2 separate regions of the Mus musculus genome follow, and region 1 is linked to region 2. The links are chromatin loops, found by intact Hi-C in ENCODE. Cell type or tissue: heart. All regions are shown on one strand. Links, peaks and the distances in the headings refer to the core of each region. The heading gives the core; the rest is flanking DNA.

Evidence for each region. A loop is a pair of places that touch in the nucleus more often than their neighbours do. Peaks named below come from ENCODE experiments on the same cell type or tissue, not always from the same donor. Only the 100,000 strongest peaks of a DNase experiment are listed, where the experiment ranks them.
Region 1: a loop joins it to region 2, with 3 times the contacts of the local background. A loop is called at or near these places in 2 of 42 quality-filtered maps.

Annotation. Positions count from the first base shown.
Region 1 is chr17:4,793,486-4,796,302 of GRCm38, forward strand. It overlaps Gm34371 (predicted gene, 34371), which reads left to right and starts at 1,225. Exons shown (of 3, transcript NR_168645.1): 1 at 1,225-1,556; 2 at 1,958-2,188. In heart, for the core only: no CTCF peak of the experiment used is centred there; no DNase peak of the experiment used is centred there.
Region 2 is chr17:3,559,457-3,562,273 of GRCm38, forward strand. It overlaps 1700102H20Rik (RIKEN cDNA 1700102H20 gene), which reads left to right. Exons shown (of 2, transcript NR_045303.1): 2 at 87-407. Among named protein-coding and RNA genes, the nearest start is that of Gm34155, 1.7 kb to the right of the region's middle. In heart, for the core only: a CTCF peak has its summit at 1,286; no DNase peak of the experiment used is centred there.

The DNA.
Region 1 (2,817 bases), core at 304-2,803, 1.2 Mb after region 2:
AAACGTGAAGCAGGTGCATCAAATAGAAAACAAATTGTTAGCTGGCCAATCTGAAGATGCTGTTTGAGCACTCTACAGCTCAGTGCAAACAAATTACCCACAGAGTCACAGAGTAGGAGCCATCTTGAATCCCAGCCTCCCATTACAGCCCCAGACACCCCTAGAATGCTGCCTTCTTCCCCTGCAATCCTGTGGTCTCTTCTTGGGTTGTGAACCACCCCAGCTCCACAGCGCCCCTCCCTAGGGCAGTCTGTACTTGTTTCTACAGTTCTGTGTTGTGATCATGTGTAGAATGGCCGATGAGATTTGCTTCCACTTTAAATGACCATAAATAAACTCTCTGGCCTGATCCAGTCTGGGTTTGCAGATGAGGATATTTGAAGGATAGCAGCAGCACCCAGAAATGCATTTCAAAGAAGAACAAAGTACACACCTGAAGAGAAGGAACTGTTCCTGGGCACAGACAGAATCCATAGAAACATCCCACTCATAGCCACAAAATACTTGAGCTAGAGCCAATCAATCTGTCCTGGTTCAAACTCAAGAGGACCTGAATTTGTCCTCAGGGTGGAAATGGGGATGGGAGGAAGAAAGGAAGGAAGGAAGGAAGGAAGGAAGGAAGGCAGAAAGGGAAGGAGGAGGGGAGGGGAGAGGAGAAGAGGGGAGAGAGGGAGGAAGAACGTGCCATTGCCAGCTAAATGGAGGCGTCTATCTACAGGAGAGCCCAGTGGATGTCAGAAAACAACTACTGGATGCAATTTTCTCCTTGGCCCCTTTATGTGGGTCCCAGAGAGTGAACTCAGATCATCAGGCTTGCCTGGCAACCATTTGTATCTGCTGAGCCATCTCACCAACCTTCCAACAACCATTATTTTATTATTTGCCTTAATTACTATGTTATTGGGTAATATGTATTACCACTGGTAATACGTAGAAAACAAGAAGCAAAGTAACTCTCCAGTGGCACCTCATCCATTAATGATGCCTGCTGTTTGTTCTCCCCATCCTCATCCACTAGTGATGCCTGCTGTTGAGCCCACCCATCCTCATCTACTAGTGATGCCTGCTGTTGAGCCCACCCATCCTCATCCACTAGTGATGCCTGCTGTTGAACCCACCCATCCTCATCCACTAGTGATGCCTGCTGTTGAGCCCACCCATCCTCATCCACTAGTGATGCCTGCTGTTGAACCCACCCATCCTCATCCACTAGTGATGCCTGCTGTTGAGCCCATTAATGCACATTGAGAGCCATGGTAGACTAGATGGTGCTGGGAGCTGAGACAGCAAAAATTAAGAAGATTCAGTCCTGAATCTTCTATCAGCTCTTAGTGATAACATTTTCAGCACACAGTGATGACGAAGGTCATTCAGAGGCTGTGTGAGAGCACACTGACCATCGGCCGTAGCTACAGACCACACGAGTAACTAAGCCCCACATCTATTTTTCCTGTAACAAACACCTTGTCCCTTTCTTCTTAATCCCGTTGGAAACCATTTCGAATGGCCTGTGAAACTCCACCACACTGCTGGAGGGGAGGCAACTAATCAGTCGGGTCAGTTTTAAAAACTGCTTTGCACTTTATAAGTGACATGCGCACTTGCTGTGCTACACAGCTGTTCTGCTGCCAGGTTTATCATCAATAGTAGTGAAAATGTATGACCGCACAAAACCTATACATAAATACTTGCAGCGGCTCTGTTCATTGTCACTGATACAGTAAAGAATTCAGAGACCTGGCAGCCACTGGTCAGGTAAATTGTGACCATTCAAATAGAATACTACCTGTGAATAAAAGGTAACTCCTGGTAAACACGCATAATGGAAAGAAGCCCCATAGACAATTTCAAGTGGGAAAAAATGGTTATTTAAGTTTATAAAGCAGTTCGAATTTGAAATCTTTGGGGACTAAACATTCACATCATATTTTAATGTGTGTTACTCTTCCCTTTTTAGAACCAGAATTGGAGATGGGAAAGGACCAACAATTGAACTGGATTTGAATCCATCAATGTCTGCCTTATGACTGATGCTGCCAGTGTTTTCCTATTAGGACAGGCTCAAACTGATAAAGGGACAGACCAGTCCTATCAAATTATACTGATAAAAAATAATTCACATGGTAAAATTATGACGGTGGCAATCATAAGTGCCTCCCAAGTAGCTGCAATGTGGATGGACTTCCAGGTAACTCTGGCTACAATGTATCAGGAGGTTGACTTCCAGGTAACTCTGGCTACAATGTATCAGGAGGTTGACTTCCAGGTAACTCTGGCTACAATGTATCAGGAGGTTGACTTCCAGGTAACTCTGGCTACAATGTATCAGGAGGTTGACTTCCAGGTAACTCTGGCTACAATGTATCAGGAGGTTGACTTCCAGGTAACTCTGGCTACAGTGTATCAGGAGGTTGACTTCCAGGTAATTCTGGCTACAATGTATCAGGAGGCCAAGACCAAGCCTTGAATTCCTTTGCTCTGTAGATGATACAGTTTTAAGTGAAAATTGACACATGCCAAAAAGTAGATGGCAGGGGGAGTATGGTACAAGAGGGCAAATGTAGGACCTTATGCTTACTAGGCAAGCATCCTACTACTGTGTAACTGGGATTATGAGTTTGTGCCACTAAGTCAGACTCTGCTTCTCAGATGTCTGTACACTCTTGAATCCTCCTGCTAGCATAGACTGGTTTTGGGAGATACAAGGGGGTTATCATAAACTTTGACCTGGCTCTGGTACAGGTCTGAAGAGATAAGGTTCTGTCTCTCTTCATTCACTCTTAGAAGAAGAGAGACATTTAGGTGTATCCCGTCTTT
Region 2 (2,817 bases), core at 67-2,566:
CTTTGTTTGGATGGTTGGTAGGTTTTGTTTTGTTTGTTTTTTTACCTTTGTGTTCCTTTGGAAATGTTATTATTCCTATACTGCAGGGAAGAAATACCAGCAAGTACAGTCATTCAACCTACCCAGGGTCACCAGCAATGCATCTAGAGAAGATACCCCGAGTTCTTCACGTTTCAAGTTCCAAGTTCAGTAGCCAAGCTTCTCAAATACTGTATCAACTGAAATTATTTTAAGTTAATTAACATGTTCATTTTGTGTTATTTAAATGTATAGAAATATGAAATTAGGTGTAGACTTAGATCTACAGTTTTCATATGACTACTAAAATCACACAATAAAAATATGCAAACCCACCAAACCAACACACATGGCTTTATTATTTTATAATAAAGATGCCATAAAAATCACTACTCTTTCTGTTGTCTGGATTCATTTCTAGTTCAACTCATTCGTGTTGTAGTGTATCACATATAGTAGAATTCTCTGGTTTCAAACAAATCTGCTAAAAATCTATCACAAGGGAGAACATATCGAGTGTGTCTGTTTCTGCTTTTTTATTAGCTTGGGAAACAACTGAAGTCAAATCATTTGGCACTAAGATTGCCAAAACTGCACACACTGTATGTCAATCTCAAGAAAGATGTTCAGGTGACCCAGGATGTAGTCACATGAACTTTTAAAAGCAGTGATATCAACCAAAGTATTCCAGTGATGATAAGCAGCATGTTAGATTTCTAAGAAGTCATACCTGGGTCTAACTAGGACTTCATCGTGCCATCTTTACTGATCTTTGTCTGTTATATTGTGTCCCATTTACAAAGCTATGTCCCGGGCCATTTCATTTAGTTCTCATTTAAATTCTTTATTGAAGTTTCACAAAGGCATCCAGTCACTTTCCCTTGCTGGTAAGTGCTAGAGCTGAGTCAAAAATTCACATCTTTTGATTCTACTGTGTTTTTTTATTAACCTTGTATTAAATAATTATTGAATGAAATAAAAAAATCCATCTTAGGAAAGTCTTCCAAGGTTTTAATAATTCTTGAGATCTAGTTTTTATCATCATAAATATCTGATCTTAAGCCTTTGAATTTCAGAAAATTATGCATAACTCCCTGCAAAAGCCTGTGAAATCAGCAGGGGGTGTTTTAGTCGTATATTATCCCTTAAAAGAGAGCTGTGCAGTTTCATCAGTTTTGAAGCTTTGAAGTATCTGCTTCATCTAGATACAGATTTTAATATGCTAAAATATTATAATTAAAACAGAAATTGCTGGCCCCACCTATCTGTGAAGATGGAGTACTACAAGAGATTCATACTGAAGTATGCTGTGGATTTCTGATTTGCATGAATCCCAGCATAGCAATACAGGAAACTTTATTTTAGGTTTTTATTTTAATGAAATTGCGTATGTGACTTTATTGATATAAGTAATTTAGTGTCTGTCTATGGGAAAAATGCTAATTCCAAACGATTGTCATTTGGTAGTTCCCTGGAAGAGATATGAAAGCCACAAAGACCAATATCTTCCTGTCATGTGGGGATTTTTCAGAGAAAATTAAATGTGGTTTGGAATTGCCAAATTGAACTTTATAAAATGTCTGTTTTGCTATGTGGAGTGCCCTTTTCTGGTAGTATTTTATAATTCTATAACGTGACTCAATGCTCTGGAGAAACATTAAGGACTGTACTTACCACACATTTAATTTTTTTTAAATGGCAGTTTGATGCCCATTGTTCACAAAGGAAGCTCATGCCCTACCTTGAGGGAAGAAGAAAAAAATTTAATAATTCTGAGCAGGCTGCAGTTAAGAAGCAGAGCAACCCACAGCGAGTAGCACAGACTCTGCCTGAGGGGACAGTGCTCCAGTATACTGCTTTGGAAAACTATGGTATTTATCACTATTCTGGGCAGTATTTGGAAGCTTGCGTATTGCCCTCAAATATCTGTGAATTATTGTCAAGTATCCTAACAAAGTGATGAAGGCAGGCAGCCTTTTCACTAAGGATGGCTTAGAGAACATGAATAGTTGTTTTTTTCCTTACACAAAGCAAATCTTACATGGATGAACAATAAGCCAGCAACCAATAAAGGCATTGTCAAGATGCCTTTATTGTCCTTTAAACCACAATATTTCATTGACAAAAATCCTCAGCACAAACAAAATTACTCAAAACTACAAATACATTTGCAATGAAGATTTACCAATTATTATAAACGTGACGTGGAGACCATTGTTGCATGACTAGGAATCTGGGTTCAGTTAGTAAATGTTCTTCTCTGGGCATCCTTATTTTCCTCTCTGAGAGGGGTCTGTGAGCAGGCACAACTGTTCCTTTTTTTCTGCCCCAACTCCCTTGTTCTTGCTCATCCCACAACATCCAGAGCAAGATGTTTATAGGAGATGTTGGATTAACTCAGTACCTGCTGAGAAACAACTAATTTCCTTTTCTTCCAACTAGTGAGGGGTACATACAGATGGAAAAAGGATGGGGACATTTGTTTGACTTAATTTTTTATTAACTACTTTTAGTGTATGTGTGAGTGTGTATGTGTGTGCATACATGTGTGCTTGTGTACATATCATGGTGCACATGTGGACATCAAAACTAGAGAACAACTTACTTGTAGGAGTCAATTCTGTGGGAACTGAGTCTGTCAGACTTGGTGGCAAGTGCCTTAACCCGCTGAGCCACCTCGCCAGTCTGGCTTGCTCAACTTTTTTGAGAAAGGGGCACAGAGCTCTTTCTCATTTCCACTTTGGTCCACTTGAGGTTAGATTTTTCAGACTGCTGGTGGACTGTTCCCATTACTCTGCC